Linked DNA regions of Homo sapiens: region 1 is linked to region 2. The links are chromatin loops, found by intact Hi-C in ENCODE. Cell type or tissue: gastrocnemius medialis. All regions are shown on one strand. Each heading gives the region's core, and the rest is flanking DNA. Links, peaks and the distances in the headings are about the cores only.

Region 1 (11,755 bases), core at 8,160-10,659, 53 kb before region 2:
TAAAAATATGAAGACCGTGCCCAGTGCCCAGCGTAGGACTCCACGTGGAGTGACTCTCTCCAAGGGCAAAGGAGCAGGCAGCCCCTCTAATCCTTCCCGCCGATTTGGGGAGATTAGGAGCTTAAACGTCGTCACTGTGACGTCTGCGGCTCGAAAGGAGCACAGGTCACGCGTGTCCCGTGCTGCTGGTCTCTGCCCCAGCCGCCTGGATTCACTGTGTCCATCAAGGGGAAACCTCGAGTCCCCCTCCCCCACAGTCGGGGACACCGCGTCTCCAGCTCAGCCCTAAGCTGCTTTTCTCTGGCCGCAGAGGGGCTGGCACCAAGGCCGACCCACTCGAGGGCCAGACCTGGTGTGGAGTGTGGGCTCCATCCCCCAATTCCCCCTCAGGCTTCCCCCCAGGGTTCTCAGCAGGGGCCTGGTCCCCACACACCCTCCCCTCCCCTGGGTTTTGTCCAGCCCAGGTCTCCCCTGCGAGCTGTGAGCCTCCTTCTGGGGGTGTGCCAGCATCTGCACTAGGTGTGTGTGGTGGGCAGTGGCTGTGGCAGTGTGTGTGTGTGTGTGTCCCACGGCAGCCAGGGGGCTGAGCCTGCATCTGCCTGTCTGTCCAGCTGGCTGCCCTGGAGGTGAAATCCAGCTACGGAGGGGACTGGGCTTGACAAAGTCGCCTGTTTCCGGGGTCCCTGGATAGAAGGACGGGCATCTCCTGGATAACAGACGCCAAGACAGACGGGGAAGGAGAAGAGGAACGAGGGTCGGGGGACAGACAGCGCAGCGGGTGGAAGGTCGCGAGGTGGCGGCGGTGGGTGTATCGCCGAGGGACAAGGCGCAGCGCCCCTGCCGCCGCCCCAGCTGGAAGCTCCGCACCAGAAAGGGGCCGGGTCGCGCCGGGTCCTCCGTAGGGACAGGGACGGGGAACCGAGGAGCAGGTGAGGATGCTCGTGCGGCCGGACGCGGCTCACCTCGGAGTAGACGAAGAGCGGCAGCACCAGGAGAGCGAGGAGGAGGTCGGCGGCCGCCAGGCTCACGATGAAGGAGTTGGTGGGCGTCTGCAGGGCGCGCTCGGTGGCCACGCTCACGCACACGAGCGAGTTCCCCGCGAGCACCGCGCCGATGAGCAGCACGCCCCCCACCAGCGCCGCCGCGCCCTGCCCAGCCAGCCCCGCAGATGCCCCCGCAGATGCCCCCGCGGCCGGCCCGCGCCCAGCCAGCAGCCCGTCCGCGTCCGCGGTGCTGCGGTTCCCCATGGCGCGCCCGGGCGGGCGCTGAGCACCGCGGACAACGCCGGGTCGCAAGCCGGGGAGTCCCTCCCCTCGGGCACGCCCCGGCCGGACCCTGGTCCCGCCCCCGACCCGCCCCGGCTCAGGGGGGCCCCCGCGGCGCTCCACCGTGAGCCCAGTATTTGCTCATCTTGGAATTTTGCGCAGGGAGAGACGGGCACGTGGACGAATGCGGCGGCCCAAAGAGACGGGAATGAAGCGAGGTGGTGGCCACGGGCAGGCCAGCATCGCCCGGCGCCGCGCGGGGTCCGCGACCCGAGAAACCGACAAGGATGGAGGGGCGGCCAGACCAGGCCCTGAAGCGCGCGGGCATCGACGCCAGCGCCATCCTACCCGGCCCGTGCGTGCGTCCCGGCCCTCGGGCGCTCACCCTAGTCCACCTGGTATCTGGCAAAACCTCCCTCCCAGGCCCGTTCCGCCAGACGCAGAAAGACCTGAGCTCAGGCTCTGCCCGCCTCCCCCGCGGACTCGCCTCGACCTCGTGCGCACCCTCCACGCCCGCTCCCCCTGCCCCCGACTCCGCGCCCGACTCAACCGCCGACGCCTAGCTCATCCCGCCGCCCCCCCCCCGCAGCCTCTGGCCCTCAGCCCCCGCGACCACCACGGTCAGCCGCGGCCCCACCCGTTGCACAGTTGATCCTCGCGTGGCCGCCTCCGAAACTGGGCGGACAGCTGAGCGGTCGACCCCGCTCCCTCCTCCATTCCCTCCGGCCCAAGACCGTGAGCTAGGTAGGCGCCCCTCTGACCCTGGGCAGGGGGTCCCGGGACCGGACAGTAGGTTCGGCTCGCGAGGAGGCCAGGAGAAAGACACGACAGGCCGGGGTAGGTTCCAAACGTGCAGAAGAGAAAGTGCTTGCAAAGCGCAGCAGAGAATTCTATGGACTCTTCACCAAAGAGGGGTGACCTGTGACCTGAGAGGTATTTTCTGTAGTCTGTCACTAAGGGGCCTAGAAGACACTAAAAGGGGGCACCACTCTGTGGGACCCCAGGCGGCGCACATCCTGATGCTCTAGTCTGTTTCTGGGAGGCCTGGAGTGGAGGGGCTGTGCCAGGAATTGAGGCCCCTGACCTCGAAGGTCTGGAGGACACGGGCTAGACGGAGGCGCTGACAGGGCGTGCGTTAAAGGGAGAAATGAGGACTCTGAGAAGGAGCAGGCACCGTGAGCCTCACAGGACAAGGTCACGGGGCTGCGGGGGAAGGGCCTGCACCAGGGACAGGTGTGCACAGGCATCAGGTGCGGCCGCAGCCAGGCTCAGTCCCTCTTGTGCAGATCAGTCTGCTGCCCTTGTGAACCCTTGAGCAAAAGAAGTCACCACAGGAGAGACCACCAGGGACAGGTGTGCACAGGCATCAGGTGCGGCCGCAGCCAGGCTCAGTCCCTCTTGTGCAGATCAGTCTGCTGCCCTTGTGAACCCTTGAGCAAAAGAAGTCACCACAGGAGAGACTGGGACAGTGGAAGTTTCTTCTCTCCCAGGATGGAACCGGGGAGGGTGGCCCTGGGGTCTCCGGCTGGGCGCCAAACGGCGAGTCCAGCCCAGCCTCTGGTCGGCTTAGAGTTCCTTCAAGTAGCCCCCAAGATGTCTGCGACCACCAAGAGTGAAAACCAAGCTAGGCGGAGAAAGGATGTGTGCAGCACACATCTCTGACACACAGATCCAGAAACAATGGAAACAATGAGAAAAGACAGACAACCCCAATTTGTTTTTTTTTTTTTTTTTTTTTTGAGATGGAGTTTCACTCTTATCACCCAGGCTGGAGTGCAGCAGCACAATCTTGGCTCACTGCAACCTCCGTCTCCCGGGTTCAAGCGATTCTCCTGCCTCAGCCTTCTGAGTAGCTGGGATTATAGGCGCCCGCCACCACGCCCGGCTAATTTTTTTGTATTTTTAGTAGAGACACGGTTTCATCATATTGGCCAGGCTGGTCTCGAACTCCTGACCTCAGGTGATCCACCTGCCTCAGCTTCCTAAAGTGCTGGGATTACAGCTGTGAGCCACTGCCCCCAGCCTCCACTAAACTTCTGTTGTTTATCTGAAAATCAAATGTAACTGGATGTGATCACATCTTACTGCAATCATGGCTCACTGCAGCCTCAATCTCCTGGGCTCAAGTGATCCTCTGGCCTCAGCCTCCTGTACAACTGAGACTACAGATGCGTGGTGCCACACCCAGCTAATTTTCTTATTTTTTGTAGAGACGGGGTCTCGCCATGTTAGCCCAGCCGGTCTCAAACTCCTGGGCTCAAATGATCCTCCCACTTCAGCCTCTCAAAGTGCTGTGATTACAGGCATGAGCCATACAGCCAGCCTAAACAATTTTTAATGAGGACCTCCACTCATACCTTACACATTAAAAAATTAACTCAAATATGCTGTCAGGAGAATCAAAAGACACAGACCAGGAAACGACATTTGCAAATGGCCACGTCTGGCAATGTTTCTTCCATTTTAGTGTAGTAGGACGTCGTTGATTTTCCTGATGGCTACTCATGTTTGACCACTTTTCCCATGTGCCTGTTAACTGTCAGCATGCCCTCTTCTGGAATGTGCCTGTTAAAAATCTTTGCTTTTGTTAAAAATTGGGTTGTCTACGCCAGGCGCAGTGGCTCACACCTGTAATCCCAGCACGTTGGGAGGCCGAGGCAGGTGGATCACCAGGTCAGGAGTTCAAGACCAGCCTGGCCAACATAGTGAAACCCCATCTCTACTAAAAATACAAATAATTGGCCAGGCGTGGTGACTCACGCCTGTAATCCCAGCACTTTGGGAGGCCGAGGCAGGCAGATCACAGGGTCAGGAGATCGAGACCATCCTGGCTAACACGGTGAAACCCTGTCTCTACTAAAAAATACAAAAAAATCAGCCGGGCGTGGTGGCGGGCACCTGTAATCCCAGCTACTGAGGAGGCTGAGGCAGGAGAATGGCATGAACCCGGGAGGCGGAGATTGCAGTGAGCCAAGATTGTGCCACTGCGCTCCAGCCTGGGTGACAGAGCAAGACTCCGTCTCAAAAAAAAAAAGCCGGGCGTGGTGGTGTGCACCTGTAATCCCAGCTGCTTGGCAGGCTGAGGAAGGAGAATCACTTGAACCCAGGAGGCAGAGGTTGCGGTGAGCGGAGATCACGTCATTGCACTCTGGCCTGGGAAACAGAGCAAGACTCTGTGTCAAAAAATAAATAAATAGGCTGGGCGAGGTGGCTCATGCCTGTAATCCCAGCACTTTGGGAGGCCGAGGCAGGCAGATCACGAAGTCAGGAAATCGAGACCATCCTGGCTAACACAGTGAAACCCTGTCTCTACTAAAAATACAAAAAATTAGCCAGGCGTGGTGGCGGGCACCTGTAGTCCCAGCTACTCGGGAGGCTGAGGCAAGGGAATGGCGTGAACCCGGGAGGCAGAGCTTGCAGTGAGCCAAGATCGCACCACTGCACTCCAGCGTGGGCGACAGAGCGAGACTCCGTCTCAAAATAAATAAATAAATAAATAAATAAATAAATAAATAATAAATTAAAATTAAAAAAGAAACAAATTTTTTTTAAAAATTAGCAATCATATATCCAGCAAATGGCTTGTATACAAAAAAGATTAATAATTCTCAAAACTCAACAGTAATGATATCACAAAAAGAAAATTCCAAATGAGTATCCTTTATGAATATAGATGCAAAAGTTCTCGAAAAAATATGAGCAAACACAGTCCCTTTTAAAGTGCTGCCTGCCAGAAAAGCAGCATTTTTTTTTTTTTTTTGAGATGGAGTCTCACTCTGTCACCCAGGCTGGAGTGCAGTGGTGTGATCTCGGCTCACCACAACCTCTGCCTCCCGGGTTCACGCTATTCTCCTGCCTCAGCCTCCTGAACAGCTGGGACTACAGGCACGTGCCACCATGCCCAGCTAATTTTGGTATTTTTAGTAGAGACAGGGTTTCACTCTGTTGGCCAGACTGGTCTCAAACTCCTGACCTCATGATCCGCCCACTTTGGCCTCCCAAAGTGCTGGGGTTACAGGCGTGAGCCAGTGCCTGGCCGAAAAACAGCATTTTTAAAAGGATTATGTACCATAACCCAGTGGGATTTATCCCAGGAATGCAAGGGTGAACGAACAGACGAAATTCAATGTCATACACCACATTAACAGAATGAAGAAAAACCCACGCGATCATCCCAACTGATGCAGAAAAAACCATTTCATAAAATTCAAAACCCTTTCATGATAATAAGACTCAATAAACTAGGAATAGAAACAAACTTCATCAGGCCGGGCGCCGTGACTCATGCCTGTAATCCCAGCACTTCGGAAGGCCGAGGCGGGTGGATCACTTGAGATCAGGAGTTCAAGACCAGATGCCCAACATGTTGAAATCCCATCTCCACTAAAAATACAAAAATTAAAATTAGCTGGGCATGGTGGCGCACGCCTACAGTCCCAGCTACTCAGGAGGCTGAGACACGAGAATTACGTGAATCCAGGAGGTGGAGGCTGCAGTGAGACGAGATCGCACCACTGCACTCCACCCTGAATGACAGAGGGGGACTGTCTCAAACAAACAAACAAAATACAAACACAGCTAACATCATACTCAATGGTGAGAAACAAAAAGCCTTTGAAAGAGACAAGGATGCCCACTGCTGCTGCTTCTGTTCAACATTGTTCTGGACATTCTAGCAAGAGCATTACTCAAGAAAAAGAAATTAAAGGTATCCAAAATTGGAAAAGAAAACTATTTCTACTTGCAGATGACATGGTCTTATGTATAGAAGATCCTCCACAACAGGCCAGGCTTGGTGGCTCAAGCCTGTAATCCCAGCACTTTGGGAGGCTGAGGCGGGCGGATCTCAAGGTCAGGAGATCGAGACCATCCTGGCTAACATGGTGAAACCCCGTCTCTACTAAAATTACAAAAAATTAGCCGGGCGTGGTGGCGGGCACCTGTAGTCCCAGCTACTCAGGAGGCTGAGGCAGGAGAATGGCGTGACCCTGGGAGGCGGGGCTTGCAGTGAGCCAAGATCGTGCCACTGCACTCCAGCCTGGGCAACAGACCAAGACTCTGTCTCAAAAAAAAAAAAAAAAGAAAGACACCCCATCTCTACTAAAAATACAAACATTAGCTGGGTGTGGTGGCGTGAGCCTATAGTCACAGCTTTTTGGGAATCTGAGGTGGGAGGATCCTTTGAGTCCAGGAGGTTGAGGCCGCAGTGAGCTGTGATTGAGCCAACATATTCCAAGCTGGGCAACAAAGTGAGACCCTGTCTCAAAATAAAATAAATAATGAAAATGAGTAAAGGACTTGAATAGACATTTCTTCAAAGAAGATACCCAAATGGCCGGGTTCAGTGGCTCACGCCTGTAATCCCAGCACTTTGGGAGGCCGAGGCAGGCGGATCCCTTGAGGTCAGGAGTTCGAGAACAGTCTGGCCAACATGGTGAAACCCCGTCTCTACTACAAATACAAAAATTAGCTGGGTATGCTGGCGGGCGCCCATAATCCCAGCTACTTGGGAGGCGGAGGTGGGACAATCGCTTGATCCCGGGAGGCAGAGGTTACAGTGAGCCAAGAACACGCCACTGCACTCCAGCCTGGGCAACAGTGCGAGACTCTGTCTTAAAAAAAATATGGCTGGGCACGGTGCCTCACATCTGTAATCCCAGCACTTTGGGAGGCCGAGGTGGGCGGATCATGAGGTCAGGAGATGGAGACCATCCTGGCTAACATGGTGAAACCCCGTCTTTACTAAAAATACAAAAAAATTAGCCAGGCATGGTGGCGGGCACCTGTAGTCCCAGCTACTCAGGAGGCTGAGGCAGGAGAATCGCCTGAACCTGGGAGGTGGAGGTTGCAATGAGCCGAGATCGCACCATTGCACTCCAGTCTGGGTGACAGAGCGAGACTCCGTCCCCAAAACAAACAAACAAACAAAAAATATACATATGTCACACACAAATGGCCACAAAGCACTTGAAAAGATGCTCAACCTCATTAGTCACTGGGGAAATGCAAATCAAAACCACAGTAAGATACCATTCCATATCCATTAGGATGGCCATGGTAGTAAATAAATAAATAAATAAATAAATAAAAATACCAAGTGTTAAGGATGAGGAGACATTCACTGCTTTTGGGAATATAAAATGGTCACTGTGAGAAGAAGTCCAGCAGTTCCTCAACAAGTTTCACGTAGAGTTGCCATATGACTCAGTGGGTATGTTACATACCCAAAAGAAGTGAAGACAGGTGTTCAAATAAAAGCTTGTATGTAAATGTTCACAGCGGCACTATTCACAATATACAAAAGGGGCCGGGCATGGTGGCTCACGCCTGTAATCTCAGCACTTTGGGAGACCGAGGTGGGCAGATTGCTTGAGGCCAGAAGTTCAAGACCAGCCTGGCCAACATGGTGAAACCCCATCTCCACTGAAAATACACAAAGTACTGGCCGGGCACAGTGGCTCATGCCTGTAACCCTAGCACTTTGGGAGGCCGAGGCGGGTGGATCACCTGAGACCTGGAGTTGGAGACCAGCCTGGCCAACAGGGTTAAACCCCGTCTCTACTAAAAATACAAAAATTAGCCGGGCGTGGCAGGTGCCTGTAATCCCAGCTACTTGGGAGGCTGAGGCAGGAGAATAGCTTGAACCCGGGAGGCGGAGGTTGCAGTGAGCTGAGATCAGGTCAGTGCACTCCAGCCTGGGTGACAGAGTGAGAGTCCGTCTCTAAAGTAAATAAATAAATAAATATTTTTTAAAAATACAAAAATTAGGGGGTGTGGTGGTGCATGCCTGTAGTCCCACTACTTAGGAGGCTGAGGCAGGGGAATCACTTAAACCTGGTAGGCGGAGGTTGCAGTGAGCGGAGATCATATACTGCACTCCAGCCTGGGCAACAGAACGAGATTCTGTCTCAAGCAGACAAACAAACACAATATATACAAGGTAGAAATAAACCAAACGTCCTCAGCAGGTGAATGGATGAACCAAATGCAGTGTGATTTTTCCATTAAAATGAATGAAATTCTGGGGCCAGGCGCGGTGGCTCCTGCGTGTAATCCCAGCACTTTGGGAGGCTGAGGCGGGCGGATCACCTGAGGTCAGGAGTTCAAGACCAGCCTGACCAATATGGCAAAACCCTGCCTCCATGAAAAGTACACAATTAGCTGGGCATGGTGGTGCTGTAATCCCAGCAACTCCAGAGGCTGAGGCAGGAGAATTGCTTGAACCCAGAAGGCGGAAGTTGCAGTGGGCCAAGATCGCGCCATTGCACTCCAGTCTGGGCAACAAGAGTGAAACTCCATCTCAAAACAAATAAATAAAAATAAATAAATAAATAAAAATAGTGACCAGGGTCTTGCTATGTTTCCCAGGCTGGTCTCGAACTCCTGGCCTCAAACCATCCTCCTGCCTCACCGTCTCAAGTAGCCGAGACCACAGGCATGTACCACCATGCCCAGCTTTTAGGATTTTATTGGTATGAAATACCCAGAACAGGCAGATCCACAGAGACAGAAAGTAAATTCATTGTTACTCAGGAGCTGAAGGGATGGGGGAAGGGGAGGTAAATGCTTTATGGATTTGAGATTTTCCATCTGGGGAGTAAAAAGTTCTGGAACTAAACAGCGGTGCTGGTTGTATAATTCCGTGACCGTACTAAGTATCACTTCATACTTTAAAATGGCTAAAATGGTAAGTTTCATGTTATGCATGTTTTCCCACAATAAAAAAAAAAACAAAACTCAGCAGTAGAGAACAATTTAAAAACGGGCAAGAGATGTGAAGATACATTTAACCCACGACAACATGCAAATGGAAACAAGCACCTGGAAAGAGGTTCGGAATCACCCGCCACTGGGGAAATGCAACTAAGACCACAAGGAGGTGTTGCCGCAGAGAGAATGGCTGAAGGTTAAAAATAGCGACTGCAGGGATGTTGACAGTGTGCAGAGAAAGTGAGGCCGGGCGCTGTGGCTCACGCCTGTAATCCCAGTGCTTTGGAAGGCCGAGGCAGGTGGATCACTTGAGGTCAGGAGTTTCAGACCAGCCTGGGCAACATGGTGAAACCCTGTCTCTACTAAAAATATAAAAATTAGCCAGTCATAGTGGCAGGCACCTGTAATCCCAGCTACTTGGAGGGCCGAGGCACAAGAACTGCTTGAAACCGGGAGGCGGAGGTTGCAGTGAGCTGAGATGGCCCCACGGCACTCCAGCCTGGGTGACAGAACGAGACTCCCTCTGAAAAAGAAAGAAAGGAAGGAAAGAAAGGAAGAAAGGAAGAAGAAAGGAAGAAAGGAAGAAAAAGAAAAAAAGAAAGAAAGAAAGAAAGAAAGAAAAAGAAAGAAAGAAAGAAAGAAAGAAAGAAAGAAAGAAAGAAAGAAAGAAAGAAAGAAAAGCAAGCAAGCCAGCAAGCCAGCCAGCCAGCCAGCCCCACATTGCTGGCGGGGCTGTGAAATGATGCAAACGCTGGGGAAAATATTGTGGCTGATTTAACAGACGGATACAGTGCATGACTCGCAACCACAGCAGAACATCAAAGGGCTTGACGGCCATTTCTCCGTCCACTCCATGATGTATAAATGGCTCACAGACACTTGAGAACATGCTCCACATCGCTGGCCATTAGGGAGATGCCAATCAAAACCGCAGCGAGACACCACGTCGCACCCACCGGCATCGTTAGTACGCGACAAACAAAAAGCCACAAAGTAGCAAGTGTTGGCGAGGACAAGAACCGTGTCCCTGCTGCGCTGCTGGGAAGACAGTTTGGCGTTTCCTCAGAATATTTAACACATAATTACTCTGTCACCCAGCAATTCCCTCATAACTATACACCAAGAACGCTTGAAAACGGGATCGGGAAGCGCCGTTTGCACACCCACGTTCACAGCAGCGTTACTCGCCGTCGCCCCAAAGGGGAGGCAGCCCAGGTGTCCATCAAGATGCCCACAGATGAGCGGACGCGGTCGATGCGGTCCCTGCACACAGCGGGACACAGTTCCCCACAAAAGGGAAGGAGATTCCCACACAGGCCAGGCCGCGGCGGCGAAGGCGGAGGATGCTGCGCTGAGAATCCAGCCGGTCTCCAAAGGACAAATCCCGTGAGGCTCCCCCTGCGCGCAGTCCCTGGAAGCGCTGAATCCACAGACAGAAAGTGGACGGGGCGCCGGGGCTGAGGAGGGGAGGGGGCGTTTGATGGGGACAGAGCTTCATTCTGGGAGGACAGGAGAGTCTGAGAACGGATTTTGGGAGGACGGGAGCGTCTGTGAACGGATTTTGGGAGGACGGGAGCGTCTGTGAACGGATTTTGGGAGGACGGGAGCGTCTGTGAACAGATTTTGAGAGGACGGGAGAGTCTGAGAACGGATTTTGGGAGGACGGAAGAGTCTGAGAATGGATTTTTGGAGGACGGAAGAGTCTGAGAACGGATTTTGGGAGGACGGGAGCGTCTGTGAACGATTTTGGGAGGACGGGAGCGTCTGTGAACGATTTTGGGAGGACGGGAGCGTCTGTGAACGATTTTGGGAGGACGGGAGCGTCTGTGAACGGATTTTGGGAGGACGGGAGCGTCTGTGAACGGATTTTGGGAGGACGGGAGCGTCTGTGAACGGATTTTGGGAGGACGGGAAAGTCTGAGAACGGATGGTGGGGATGGATGCACCGAATGATCCTGAATCGCGCACTTCAAAGCAGATAAAATGGCAACACCGGCCCCCCAACAGTCACGCCACGCTGAAGCTGGAGACGAACTCGCCCCAGCAAGGTGCTCCAGGGGCCTCCGGAACTCCGGCCGCAGCCCCTTCCCCGGGGCCCCCCAGTCCCCCCCCAAACCCTCCCCCAAGCCCTCCGGCCCCTCCGCCCCCGCAGGCTCCGAGGCTTCGCGGTGCGGTTCCCTCTGCGGGTCCCAGGCCCGCGCTCCGTTCGCCCCCCAGGCCGGGACGTCCCCCTCCCCCAGCCGGCCGAGGGGCGCCAGCGCGGCGGAGGGGGCGGGAGGCCGGGCCGGGGCGACAGCTGGGGGGGCGGCCCTGACCTTCCCGGGATCGCTGGGCGCGGCCGGGCCGTCCCCTTTCCGGGCGCCGCCATAAAGGGGCCTTGCGGGGGCCCGGGGCCGTGGCCGCAGCGCTCAGCTCCTGCGCCCCGACCCCGCCATGGCCCCCCGGCCCCTCCTGCTGCTGCTGCTGCTCCTCGGGGGCTCCGCCGCGCGCCCCGCGCCCCCCAGGTGAGCCGCCCGCCAGGCCCGCCCGCCCCCCGGGCCCCACCCGCCCCCAGTGCGCCCTGACCCCGACCCCCGACCGCCCGCAGGGCCCGGCGACACTCAGACGGGACGTTCACCAGCGAGCTCAGCCGCCTGCGGGAGGGCGCGCGGCTCCAGCGGCTGCTACAGGGCCTGGTGGGGAAGCGCAGGTGAGGCCGGGTGGGGTGGGGGGTCCTGGCGTGGTGCCCCAGCAGCAACGCGCGACCCCCCAGCTCCAGGACTAACTCTGTTTTGGGGCGG
Region 2 (12,787 bases), core at 2,946-5,445:
GAGTGAGTCAGGAATCCAGCGAGGCAGTGAAGCCGGCCCTGCAGCACTCTGTTTCCCACCAAGTCCAACCTCCATCCATGATCAGAGGAAAGCGCATCGCACAAGAGGCCAGGAAGTAGGGGGCCAGAGCTGCCCTCGAGTTCAGGGCCTCCTTGCATTGGAGCTCAGCTCCCACCACCACTGTGGGCTGCACATGTACCACAGCAACGGGGGAAAGTGGCTGTCAGCGCCACTGCTGTCTGGAAACCCCTGGACAACAAACCCTAACGGGGCTCAGAAACCAGGACGGCCTCACTTCCCATCTGACAAGACAGTGCAAAACCCTAGATTCTAAGATGATGCCTTATAAAACAGTGAAGAATGTCAACTCCATCCAACTGTCAACTGCCAAATCTTACTACTGCCTGGAAACAGCGATTGTAGAAGTAGTTTTGCCAAATTAGTAATTAACCTTTCTTCTACCTGCCACCCTAAGGTGAAAACACCTGGTCATGATCCCCGCTCAAGGCAGTCTGCACCCCTGGTGCTTGGTGGACCCAGCAACTCCGCAGAGACGCCCTGCTCGTCCCGCACCTGAATCCTAGAGACACTGGCTCTGAGAGACACACGAGGGCCACGGCCCATCCAGGAGGGTGACCCCTCTCCCACAGCATGCACTGAGACCTAGCAGTGACCACAGCTCTCAGATAAGAGGACCTTAACTCCCTGGCAATAGCTGTGACCACCCTGACAACAGACCCCACATCTTCCAGGACGCCTGCTCCAACACCTACCCTGCTCCTACTTTGTGCAGCACAAGGCGAATGCAGTCCCTGCCCTGGAGAAACATATCTGAAAGAGGGAGGCAGACTCTCTCACATGAATCTACCAAGGAACACTTCAAAGAGACCACCTAAGAGATAACAGAGCAGGGCTGGGGGGAGGAGCAGGGCTGGGGGGAGGAGCAGGGCTGGGGGAGTCCCAGGGTCCAACTGTCCCGAGTGCAAATCCTCATTTGATGATGAATTTCACATAGAAAGTAAAAAATGTGAATTGGTAGCCAGGTGCAGTGGCTCACGCCTGTCATCCTAGCACTTTGGGAGACCAAGGTGGGCAGACGGCCTGAGCTCCGTAGTTCAAGACCAGCCTAGGCAACACAGTGAAACCCCATCTCTACTAAAATAGAAAAAATGAGCCGGGCATGGCGGCGTGCACCTGTAGTCCCAGCTACTCCGGAGGAGAATTGCTTGAACCTGGCAGGCGGAGGTTGCAGTGAGCTGAGATCGCGCCACTACATGCCACTGGGCGACAGAGTGAGACTCAGTCTCAAAAAAAAAAATGTGAATCAGCCGGGCGTGGTGGCTCATGCTTGTAATCCCAGCACTTTGGGAGGCTGAGGCAGGCAGATCACTTGAGCCTGCAAGTTATGAGACCAGCCTGGGCAACATGGCAAAACCGTTAAAAACCAGGTAGGTGTGGTGGAAACCGCCTGTAGTCCCAGCTGCTCGGGAGTCTGAGGTGCAAAGATCACTTCAGCTCAGGAGTTCGAGGCTGCAGTGAGCCATAGTATGTGAACAAACAGCTCCTGGCCTCTCCCTTGATGCACTGAGATTGGGGACCACCTCCAAGGGTTAGGTGGGGCGACAGGCAATGGCAGGGCTTGCCCCAGGGCTGCCAGAAGAGATCAGTGAGGCCGTGTGGGGTTTGGCACATAGGAGCTGGCCAGAAATACCAGCTCAGGAATGAGGCTGAACTTTGCGAGTCCATGCACCTGTGGGGCTAAGTCCTGAGGCCTTTGAACTTTACCACAGCTGGTGAGGGAAGACTCCACGGGCCTCTTACACTCCTCCACCACAGCAGCAGGAACGTTCAGGTTACGTGAGGCTGAACAACATCCTTCCTCGATATCACACAAAAGTAACCAGGGGCTATTTTGCCAGAGAACACAAAATAACCCAGGAAGCCTCCGCAGGTACCCTCTGGCACAAGCACCAGGCACAAGACCTGTTTGGGACCACCAGGACCTGTAGTTAGGATGCTGGGTTAATGGGAGCCCCTAGCTTAGGACCTCCTGGTTGCACCAGCAGCCCCAACTCCAACAAATCTTCCCTTCCCCATACCCACCTCTGCCATGTCCCAGGCCACAGGCCAGGAAGCCATTTCTGCAGAAAAGACCACAGCCCTTCCCAGCTGCTGGCCACCTTTGGCTGGGCTAGCAGAGCTCTGGGGTGGAGGAACCACTGTGACTCTCCTGCTTAGCCTCCAGATTTGGGGGATTAAAGAGGAAAACAAAAAACTGGAAAGGCTATTTCTCTCTCTTTTCAAATTCAGGGGAACCAATGCATTGGCAGTCCCAACTGTTACTAAGGAATGAAAAGGGCCTCTGGTGTCCGGGGTGCCTGCAACCCCGTTCCACGCCAGTCTCGGCACCTGAGTGCCCATCCCAGGCACTGAACAAGCCTGCAGCCAAGTCCAACACCTCAACTCAGGCCGACTTTTATTCTTGTATTCACCATCTGCTGTATCAGCTAGGAGAACTCAAAATTGTCAACTGCAATGGAAGTCAAAAAGTCAGGCACGCACAAAGGTCTCCGCGGGCCTGAGATAAACACAGCCCTGCTGAGGGCCAAGGCCAGGCTTGTCATGGCCATGATGCTGAGGTGCCATCCATCCACTAGCACTCTGACTTAACATTCTTCCAATAAGAAAGAAAACCGGATGGTCCAGGAGAGAGATCAACTATGCCAAACCCGAAGTCAAACCTCAGCTCGGCCTCAGAGCCTGTCCATTGACCACTGGCCAGAACGTGGTTCACCCAGCTGACTGCTGTTCTGCTGTTGTCGAAACAAGTAAAGCACATAAACTCCGAAGAAGGGGCAACACAAGCCCCGTCAAAAGGAGCATGGTAGGAGTCGGGGCTGGCGCGGATCCCCGGCTGCCGGCGCTGGCCAGTTACTTAGCCTTTCTGGGCTCCAATCCCCTCCTCTGTAAAACGGGAACAATACCTACACCTGAGAGGCTCTTGTGAGGACTGCAAGAGTTAAGGAATAGGAAAACCGCCAGCCACACAGGCCTGTGGACATGCAGACAAGGCCAGAAGCCCACGACGGCAACCATGCACAGGGGCCGGACACAAGGCAACGAAGTCACAGCTCTCTCCCAAACGCGGCAGGGCGGACTCGCAGGGGGCATGGGCGTGGGTGCCACAGAGCGAGGCGAGTGGGCTCTCGCCGCGTCCTCGCAAGCCCAGGACGTCCGCCCGCAGGCCACGGGCCTCCCAGTCTCGGCGGGGCCTCCCAGTCTCGGCGGGGCCTCCCAGTCTCGGCGGGGCCTCCCAGTCTCGGCGGGGCCTCCCAGTCTCGGCGGGGCCTCCCAGTCTCGGCGGGGCCTCCCAGTCTCGGCGGGGCCTCCCAGTCTCGGCGGGGCCTCCCAGTCTCGGCGGGGCCTCCCAGCGCGCGCGCGCCCGCCCGCCCTCCCGGCCCGCGGCCAGCGCGGCGCAGGCCTCGCCCCGCGGTGCAGGCCGCAGACAAAGCGCGTGGCGCCCACAGGCGGCCCGCGGCCCGGAGGAGCAGGGCCCCCAGGGCCGGCGCGGCCGCCGCACTTACCCGGAAACCTCGCGTCCCGCAGCCGCTCGCGAGCGCTCGCCGCCGCTGCACGACCGAGAGTCGCTCCTAGGCCCGGCCGCCGCCGCCTCTGCCGCCGCCGTGCGCTCTTCGACCCGGAAGTGCACGGCGCCTCTTCCGGGCTCCTCTGTCCTGCTCGCTGACTGGAACCACTGAGACCAGAGCGGGAAAGAAATGACTGAAGTGAGGAAGGTGCCACTCCTTGCAGCCGGGGGTCTCGAGGCGTTCAAACGGCCTCCCTTCCACCTTGGAAACACTCTTTAATGCAGGACTGCCGCCCGGGGAGACCAATATCCTGGAAGAGCTCGTACTGTTTAACCCGCGACCATGGGCTGGTCCAGGCCGTCCCCCCCGCGGCCGGGACAGCTGGTACCGCCCGGATCTCCGCCCACCGCCCAGAGCGAATGGGAGCTGCTTCCTGTACGTCAGCTCCGCCCCCACGCCCGCAGCCCCGTCCCTCCTCGGGCCCGCAGCCCCACCCCGCCCCCACGCACGTAGCCCCGCCCCCACCCCCGCAGCCCCGCCCCGCCTCGCGCCCGCAGCTCCGCCCCCACGTCTGCAGCCCCGCCCTGCCTCGGGACGGCCGCCCACGGCCCCGCCCCCTCCCTCGCAGCCCCGCCTCACGCCCGCTGCTCCGCAGCCCCGCCCCCACCCTCGCAGCCCCGCCCCCACGCCGCAACCCCGCCCGCAGCTCCTCCCTAGCCCCGCGCGCGGCGGGAGCACCTGGGGAGAAGAGTCCTGGCGTCGCCTGCTACCAGCGCCGCGCTCCTCTGAACAAACACTGCCGGAGCCCTCCGTGAGCCGGCTATTCCAGCCCAGCCCCGCGTCCGCCCGTCCCGCAGCAGGCGCGGTGAATCGTGCGCGCTGGCGGACGAGGCGGGCTCGGCAGGACGCTGCTGTGCCGTCCCGTGTGGATTTGGCTCCAGGTCGTCCTGAGGATGCCGCGCAGAAGCCGTGTGGGCCTCGGGACGCAGGCCTGCGTGGCTGCAGCGCACCAGGGGAGGCTCCGGGGATCCCGAGCTGGCGCGGACTCGCGAGACCCCCTGGCCGCTCTGCGGGGAGCGCTGGGGAGGCGTCCCGAGCGGGCGCCAGAGACCCGCGGGCTCCCCGTGCAGGGGCTGCCTGGGCTGGGGCCCGGGTGGGTCTGCGCAGGTGTGGGAAGTGCCGGCTCCCGGTAGATGCTGAAGGCGGAGTTGCCAGGATTTGCTGCGGACTTTTGGAGAAATGAGGCGGGGAAGGACGAGCTTGAGAACCGACGCCGGAGAGACGGGGAAGACGGGGGAGGCCTGAGCGCGGGCTGGCATGGCTGGGGAGGTTGTGCACTGCCCAAGAATGCTCACTGAGGAGCGTGTTCACGTCTCATCGTGGGTGTCTGTGTTTATTATGACAACTACCAGCAGCCCCCGAGGAGCAGCGACAGATGGAGGTCGGGGGCTCTAAGCTGAACACAGGCGGTCGGTCCTCCTTCCCAGGAGCCTCAGCGTGTGTGTCCGCAGGTGCCCCTTTATCTAGCGCCCTTGGGGGAATGGGACGTGTCAGAGGAGATGCAGTGGGCAGAGGCTGCACTGGATGAAGAGAACTATGTGGGAATCGCATGTGGGGTGTGACTGGGGACCAGTGCCTGAACTCTGGGACTCCAACTTGAAGAGGTTTGGAATCTGCAAAGGAGACTAGGAAGGGGCACAGGGGGTGCTAGGGGTGGGGGCCGGAGGACAAACCAGGAGAGGGGCTTCTGGAAGCCAGAGAGGGCGTGCACACACAGGCGGGGGAGGGAGCCTGGGTGCAGCAGGGTGGGCCACTGCGACTCACCGAGGGCCAGCGGCGCTGGGGCCAGGGGCTGGAGTTTGGAGAGTGAGCAGAGAGCACGCAGGGGCTGTGAACACCAACTTCTCTTTCAGGTCAATTTGCTGCAAAGGGGAAGGTAAAGGTGGAGGTAACTAAGGAGCAGGGCAAGAGAGGGGTGTGGTTTTCTGTAGGGTCCAGCCCTACGGGGGCTTAGCAGGTGTCCTCCCCGTGTGCAGAGACCAGAGATTGTAATAAAGACACGAGATAAAGAGCAGCTGGGCCCCGGGGGACCACTACCATCAAGACGTGGAGACCGGTAGTGGCCCTGAGCGCCTAGGTGCGCTGATATTTATTGCATACAAGACAAGGGGGCAGGGTAAGGAGGGTGAATCTTCTAAGTGATAAAGTGAAGCAAGTCACGTGATCATAGGACAGGGGGCCCTTCCCTCTTAGGCAGCCGAAGCAAAGAGAGAAGGCAGCATATGTCAGCATTTTCTTCTCTGCACTTAGAAGAACGATCAAAGACTTTAAGACTTTCACTATTTCTTCTACCGCTATCTACTACGAACTTCAAAGAGGAGCCAGGAGTACGGGAGGAGCATGAAAGTGGATAAGGAGTGTGATCATTCAAGCACCACAGGGAGGGGGTTAGGCCTCCGGATGACTGCAGGCCAGGCCTGGAGAATATCCAGCCTCCCACAAGAAGCTGGTGGAGCAGAGTGTTCCCTGACTCCTCCAAGGAAAGGAGACTCCCTTTCACGGTCGGCTAAGTAACGGGTGCCTTCCCAGGCACTGGCGTTACCGCTTGACCAAGGAGCCCTCAAGCGGCCCTTATGTTGGCGTGACAGAGGGCTCACCTCTTGCCTTCTAGGTCACTTCTCACAACGTCCCTTCAGCACCTGACCCTATACCCGCCGGTTATTCCTAGGTTGTATTAGTAATGCCACAAAGAGTAATATTAAAAGCTAATGACTAATATTTATAATAATGATTGATAATTTTCCATGATCATCTCTGTATCTAATTCGTATTAGGACTATTCTTATTCTATTTTCTTTATTATACTGAAACAGTTTGTGCCTTCAGTCTCTTGCTTCGGCACCTAGGTAATCTTTCGCCCACAGTTTTCTGTTTGCAATGGGAGAAATAACAGGCACTTATGGGTTCTGAAAATGCCCCTGCAGGAAGGAGGAGTGGATGGTGCCGACGACTGAGGAGGACTCTGGAGCAATCTATTCTCGGTGGGCCAGAGGGGCTGGGTGTCACTGCAGTCACCCAGGCCAGCCACCTGAACTCACGCACTTCAGTCTGTTTCTCAACCTCTGTGTGCCTCTGTGTCCTTGGCTGTGAAACAGGAATGTGGGTGCTCAGGCCTACCTCTTAGGTCACTGTGAGGACGAGATAGGTACGCCTCAGGTGGGGTCCAGTGTGATCAGCCAGCGGGCTGCGGGACCGCCCTCTGCCCTGCACCAGGCACCTCCCCTACCTTTACATGTGCCACGTGCCTGCCTGCTGGACACTAGATGCAGGGGCATCCACAGACACGCCGAGGCTCCTGGGAAGGAGGACGGGATGCCTGGGGGGCTGCTGGTAATTGTCATAATAAACACATGCACCCAGGCCAGGCACGGTGGCACTTGCCCTGTTATCCCAGCACTTTGGCAGGCCACAGCGGGAGGATCACTTGAGCCCAGGAGTTCCAACCTGGGCAACATGGTGAGATTTCCTTTCTACAAAAAAATTTAAAAAATTAGCCTGACATGGTAGTGCACACCTGTAGTCCCAGCTACTCGGGAGGCTGAGGTGGGAGGATTGCTTGAGACCAGGAGGTTGAGGCTGCAGTGAACCGCGATGGCACCACTGCACTGCAGCCTGGGTGACAGAGTGAGACCATGTCTCAAAAACAATAAAGCCGGGCATGGTGGCTCACACCTGTAATCCAGCACTTTCGGCTGAGGCAGGAGGGTTACCTGAGGTCAGGAGTTGGAGACCAACCTGGCCAACACGGTGAAACCCCATCTCTACTAAAACTACAAAAGTTACCTGGGCATGGTTACGCGTGCCTGTAGTCCCAGCTACTCGGGAGGCTGAGGCAGGAGAATGGCGTGAACCTGGGAGGCAGATGCTGCAGTGAGCCAAGATCGCGCCACTGCACTCCAGCCTGGGCAACAGAGTGAGACTCTGTCTCAAAAATAAATAAATGAATAAATAAACGCCAGGTGCGGTGGCTCACGCCTGTAATCCCAGCACTTTGGGAGGCCGAGGCGGGCGGATCACGAGGTCAGGAGATCGAGACCATCTTGGCTAACTGTCTCTACTAAAAAAAAAAAATACAAAAAATTAGCCGGGCGAGGTGGCGGGCGCCTGTAGTCCCAGCTACTCGGGAGGCTGAGGCAGGAGAATGGCGTGAACCCCCAGGGGGCGGAGCCTGCAGTGCCGAGATCACGCCACTGCACTCCAACCTGGGCGACAGCGAGACTCCGTCTCAAAAAAATAAAAAATAAATAAACACAGACATCCACATGGAGACATGAAGGACGTCCTCAGTGAGCATAATCCTTGGTCAGTGCACAACCAACCCAGGTATGTCAGACAGCACTCAGGCTCAGGTGTGAGAAGTATCTCCAGGCAGCTGCCCAGAGCCAAACTAGGCCCAAACTGTGCATAGGTGGTACTTGAGAGCATGAGAGCAGGGGCACATACCAATACCTCCTGACTCCCACCCCCACCGCTACCCACACACCTGACATAAAATGACTCCTTACCTGCTCGCACGTGGATAGATGCCTCACACACCAGCAGGCAGACACCTCCTGTATACAACCCCCTCATCAGTACTGTCACCTCCCCCGTACACTGACGGGTCACCCCCCAACCCCCATCACCTGCTAGTGTCAGTGTGCACACATGTGCATCCTGCCCACACAGCCTCACACAGACCTGTACTCTGAGGCTCCGGCCAGATTCCTGGTCGACACTGCCGTGTGCTGCCCCTGCCCCTTGCAGACGCAAGCATGGTGTGCATGCTCCTGGTGTGCACGGGAGGATGGAGCTGGGCTGGGAGCTCCCTTGCTTCTGTCCCGCCAGGCCAGCTTATCCCGGAGGGCCTAGCCCAGCCCCTTCCCACCCCTGCCCCCCACCCCACCATCAGGTCCGTGTGCACATACAGGGCTTGGTGGGCAATGAGCCCAGTCATCGCCCCCTGCTGAGACCCATCCCACTCCCAGCAGCAGGGAGCCCCAGAGCCAGGTGGATGCCTGGGGGAGGCAGGGGCAGGGGTGGCTGGAGGAGGTGGGTGGGGAGAGAACAAAGGAGTCAAAACTCTCAGAGCTGGGGGAGGGAACAGGCAGGGCTGCATTCTCTACCTAGGGAAGGCAGGTGTCTGTGTGTCCCAGGGCTGTCATATCAAACGGCCACAAACCAGAGCCCTTAGACAACAGAAAGGCATTCTCTCAGTCTGGAAGCCAGCAGTCAGAGATCCAGGCTGGCAGGGCCACCCTCCTTGTTGAGGATCTGGGGAGGTCCTTCTTCTCCCAGCTTCATCTCCAGGCGTTCCTTGGCTATGGCTTCCTATGGCCTCCCTCTGTGTCTGTGTCTCTTTTCTCTTTCTCTCCTTTTTTTTTGAGACAGAGTTTTGCTCTGTCGCCCAGACTGGAGTGCAGTGGTGCAATCTCTGCTCACTGCAGGCTCCGCCCACCGGGTTCACGCCATTCTCCTGCCTCAGCCTCCCGAGCAGCTGGGACTACAGGCGCCCGCCACCTCGCCCGGCTAATTTTTTGTATTTTTAGTAGAGACAGGGTTTCGCTGTGTTAGCCAGGATGGTCTCGATCTCCTGACCTCGTGATCCGCCTGCCTCGGCCTCCCAAAGTGCTGGGATTACAGGCGTGAGCCACCGCGCCCAGCCTTTTTTTTTTTTTTTTTTTTGTGACGGAGTCTTGCTCTGTTGCCCAGGCTGGAGTGCAATGGCGCGATCTCGGCTCACCTCAACCTCCACCTCCCAGGTTCAAGTGATTCTCCTGTCTCAGCCTCCCGAGTAGCTGGGATTACGGGCATGCATCACCACGCCCGGCTAATTTTGTATTTTTAGTAGAGACGGGGTTTCTCCATGTTGATCAGGCTGGTCTCGAACTCCTGATCTCAGGTGATCCACCCTCCTCGGCCTCCCAAAGTGCTGGGATTACAGGCATGAGCCACCGCGCCCGGCCTTCTCTCTTTTTTTGTGTTTTTTGTTTGTCTGTTTGAGACAGAGTCGTACTCTGTTGCCCATGCTGGAGTGCAGTGGCGTGATCTCAGCTCACTGCCAACCTCCCAGGTTCAAGCGATTCTCCTGCCTCAGCCTCCCAAGTAGCTGGGATTACAAGCTCACACTACCATGCCCGGCTGATTTTTTTGTATTTTTAGTAGAGATGGGGTTTCACTATGTTGGCCAGGCTGGCCTCAAACTCCTGGCCTCAGGTGATCTGCCCACCTCGGCCTCCCAGAGTGCTGGGATTACAGGCTTGAGCCACCACACCCGGCCTGTTTTCCCTGTCTTTTATAAGGACACTGATCATTGGATTTAGGGCCCACCCAGAAAGTCCAGGATGATCTCGTTTCAAGATGTTTCCCTTAATGACATCTGCAAAGATGCTTTCTCCCGATGAGGGCACATTTAGGAAGCCTGGGTATTAGGATGTGGATATATCTTCTTTTTGGCGGAGGGACCATCCCACTCACTACAGATGCTGAGAAAAGGTGCCTGTGAAATTGGCAGGACTGGGGGCAGAAGTGGGTTCACGTCAGCAGGGCACGACAGGAACACAGAGCTGCCCTGTCCTCTTGCCCCTTCTTGTCCCCTAGTCTGACTGCCCTAGGAGCCTCTGCCCTGCCATGAAGACGTGGGCCTTCTCAGGGACCCCACTGACTCTTAGAGGCTCCTTCACGACCCACAGGATCGAGGTCTTGCTGACCCCTGACCCCCAATAGAACCGAGTGGCTCCGTGATCCTCTGGGCACCTTCCCCATCCACAGGCAGCCACAGGTGCAAGGAGCCACTCGGTTCTATCGGGGGCCAAGGGTCAAGGGGTCAGCAAGACCTCGGTCATGTCTTGCTGATCATGTCTGAGTCACCCCAGACTCTGCATCTGAATTTTTGTCCCCAGCCTTCAAGCCCCTGAGGACATGGGCTGGTTCGGAAGCTCCCTGGGGCCCCAGCACTTTGCCGCCGGGGCTGGGGCAGGGGGCAGGCTGCGGCCCAGGCCTGCGCGGATGCCGAGGCAGGGAGGTCATGGGGCCAGGGGAGGACAAAGAGCAGGGCGGTGAGTTTAGGGCCAGGGAGCTGAGGGGAGACGGCCCGGGGCCGAGGACCAGGGTGACAGTGCCAAGGGGGGCCGGCGGCCAAATCTCCTTTGGCTGCCACTTTGGAGCCCCACCCCGGAGTCCGATACTTCCACGTCTGAAGCTGGCCCTGCGAGTCCTAACGAAGGTCAAACCGTCAAGGCTCCTTTGATTTTACACGTTTTCAGCGCACAGACAGGATTCTCTCGCCTCGTCCCCTCAAAGACCGGCACAGGGCTGCGAAGACCCCTGAGCCCTTGAGGCACCCCCTCCAGGCTCCAGAGGCTTCCGCGGAGACAGAGCGCGCAGGAGGGACCCAGAGCCCCCAAGGGCGCCCCGTGGGGGTCGCCAGGCAAACCAGGCAGAGCCAGAGCCCCCTCTTCGCCAGCAGGACGGACCCGGGCGTCCTTTGGGGACCCCAAGCCGCCCGGGGGGTGGTGCGTGCGTCCCGAGGACGCCGTGTCCGGGCCCGCGCAGGCCCCACCCGGGTCACGGCCCGGGATACGTGCGCCGGGCGCCCAGCGGGTTGGGGGGGGCGGGCCCGCGGGACGCGGGTGCGGGGCACGGAGGCGGCCGGGTCGTACCACCGCGCCGCGGGAAGAGGGGCAGCTCCCGGCCGGCCCTGCCGCCCCACGCACACCCGCGGGCGGAGGACCCGTCGCCAGGCTGCGCCCCACGCCCAGCCCGGAAGCCCCGCGAGCCCGGGCCATACCACCGCGCGGCGGGAGGAGGACCACCTCGGGCCGTACCATCCGCCCGGCCGGGGGACGCGCCCTGGCCCCGCCGCGCCCTCGCAGCTGGCGCCCCGCAGGCCCCGCCCGGCAGGTGCCGCCCCTCCCCGGGCAGACGTGCAGAAAAGAACGCGCCGGCCTCGCCCGCGAAGGGCCGCGCGGCGGTGGGCGGGGCGTCGCGAACCCCCCTCGCGCCCACTGGCTGCGTTGCGGTAGGGCGGGCCCGGCTAGGCCGGCCATTGGCTGAGGGACCAGGTCATTTGCATACGGGGCTGGGCGTGGAGCCGCGGGGCCCGGGGCCGGTCGGGTCGGGCCGGGGGGCGAGAGGGTGCCAGCGGCCGCAGCTGAAGTTGGGCCGAGAGCCGGCGACGGCCCCGCGCCGGGGTCGCAGGTGACGCGCGAGGGATCCCAGGTTGGCGGGCGGGGCGCCCCTCAGAGGCCGCCCTCCCGCGGGGGCTGCGGGGGGTCGGGCTGGGCAGGCGCGGCGGGGCTCGGACGCCCAAGTTGGAGGGGACGGGGGTGGGGTCAATCCCTCCGCCCGCCCACCCGGCAGTGCCTCCAGGCGCAGGGCAGCCCCTGCCCACCGCACACTGCGCTGCCCCAGACCCACTGTGCGTGTGACAGCGGCTGATCTGTGCCTGGGCAGCGCGACCCTCCTGGCCCCGTGTCCGGGTCTGGCGGGCAGGCGAGCGGCCACACGGGGACGCGAGGGCAGCTGGATACCGTGGGGAGGGGGTGCCCTATGGACGGGGTGTGCCTGTCTGGCCAGCAGGGACGGCGGGTGGGGGTAAGCGAAATCATTCGGGGGCTTTGCTGCCCTCCGCTTGGTGGGGCTGAGGCTGGGCCAGATACCCTCTTGGAGGGAACTTTCTTTTCCTTGTGTGTCCAGGGTACCAGTGTGCGGAGTTCCTGTTGCCAAGCTGAAGGTGGCCCTGGGCAGGCACAGGTGTGGTCATATCTTCAGCCAACAGGACCATCCTCCGGAGGGCCACCTCTGGGGACTTCCTACGGGAAGAGAGTGACAGATTTGGTGCTTCTGTGTGTTTCTGCCGCTTCAGTGGGGCCGCTGCGGGAGACAGCGGGTGGATCCTCCAGCAGCCTGTCTGCTGAGCCTGCCTTCTCAAGTCTACTGTTAAAATCAGGACCGGGTCGTGTCCGAGCCTACAGGCCCTGTCTCCGCTCCCCAGGCCTGCAGGAGTTGAGGGCTGCACCTGCTCGCTGGAGAGGGAGAGGCAGATTTAGTGGACGCCTGGCATGGACTCGGACTGGCCTTTGGAAGCTCCCTGCCCTGACGGGGTTGCCTGTCACCACTGCGAAGTGAGGCTTGGCAGGACCTGCACCTGAGAAAGGCTG

The links. A loop is a pair of places that touch in the nucleus more often than their neighbours do. Peaks named below come from ENCODE experiments on the same cell type or tissue, not always from the same donor. Only the 100,000 strongest peaks of a DNase experiment are listed, where the experiment ranks them.
Region 1: a loop joins it to region 2, with 4 times the contacts of the local background. A loop is called at or near these places in 38 of 110 quality-filtered maps.

What each region holds. Positions count from the first base shown.
Region 1 is chr11:626,797-638,551 of GRCh38, reverse strand. SCT (secretin) reads left to right here and starts at 11,371. Exons shown (of 4, transcript NM_021920.4): 1 at 11,371-11,479; 2 at 11,563-11,664. The coding sequence starts at 11,409. DRD4 (dopamine receptor D4) reads right to left here and starts at 1,283. Exons shown (of 4, transcript NM_000797.4): 1 at 963-1,283. The coding sequence starts at 1,247. RefSeq lists enhancers at 1-327, 328-862, 863-1,396, 1,932-2,465, 2,466-3,001 and 1 more and a silencer at 11,449-11,743. In gastrocnemius medialis, for the core only: a CTCF peak has its summit at 9,133; DNase peaks (open chromatin) are centred at 9,231 and 9,841; H3K4me3 peaks cover 699 bases; H3K27ac peaks cover 2,427 bases.
Region 2 is chr11:567,390-580,176 of GRCh38, reverse strand. It overlaps PHRF1 (PHD and ring finger domains 1), which reads right to left and starts at 3,707. Exons shown (of 18, transcript NM_001286581.2): 1 at 3,585-3,707. It overlaps LOC124902805 (translation initiation factor IF-2-like), which reads right to left and starts at 8,583. Exons shown (of 4, transcript XM_047428004.1): 1 at 8,533-8,583; 2 at 5,412-5,439; 3 at 4,326-4,960; 4 at 3,581-3,754. The coding sequence starts at 8,583. The coding sequence ends at 3,581. LOC143666 (a long non-coding RNA gene) reads left to right here and starts at 4,292. Exons shown (of 1, transcript NR_026967.1): 1 at 4,292-6,369. MIR210HG (MIR210 host gene) reads left to right here and starts at 11,720. Exons shown (of 2, transcript NR_038262.1): 1 at 11,720-11,825; 2 at 12,324-12,787. It also overlaps MIR210. RefSeq lists an enhancer at 10,038-10,788. In gastrocnemius medialis, for the core only: no CTCF peak of the experiment used is centred there; a DNase peak (open chromatin) is centred at 4,016; H3K4me3 peaks cover 2,174 bases; H3K27ac peaks cover 1,655 bases.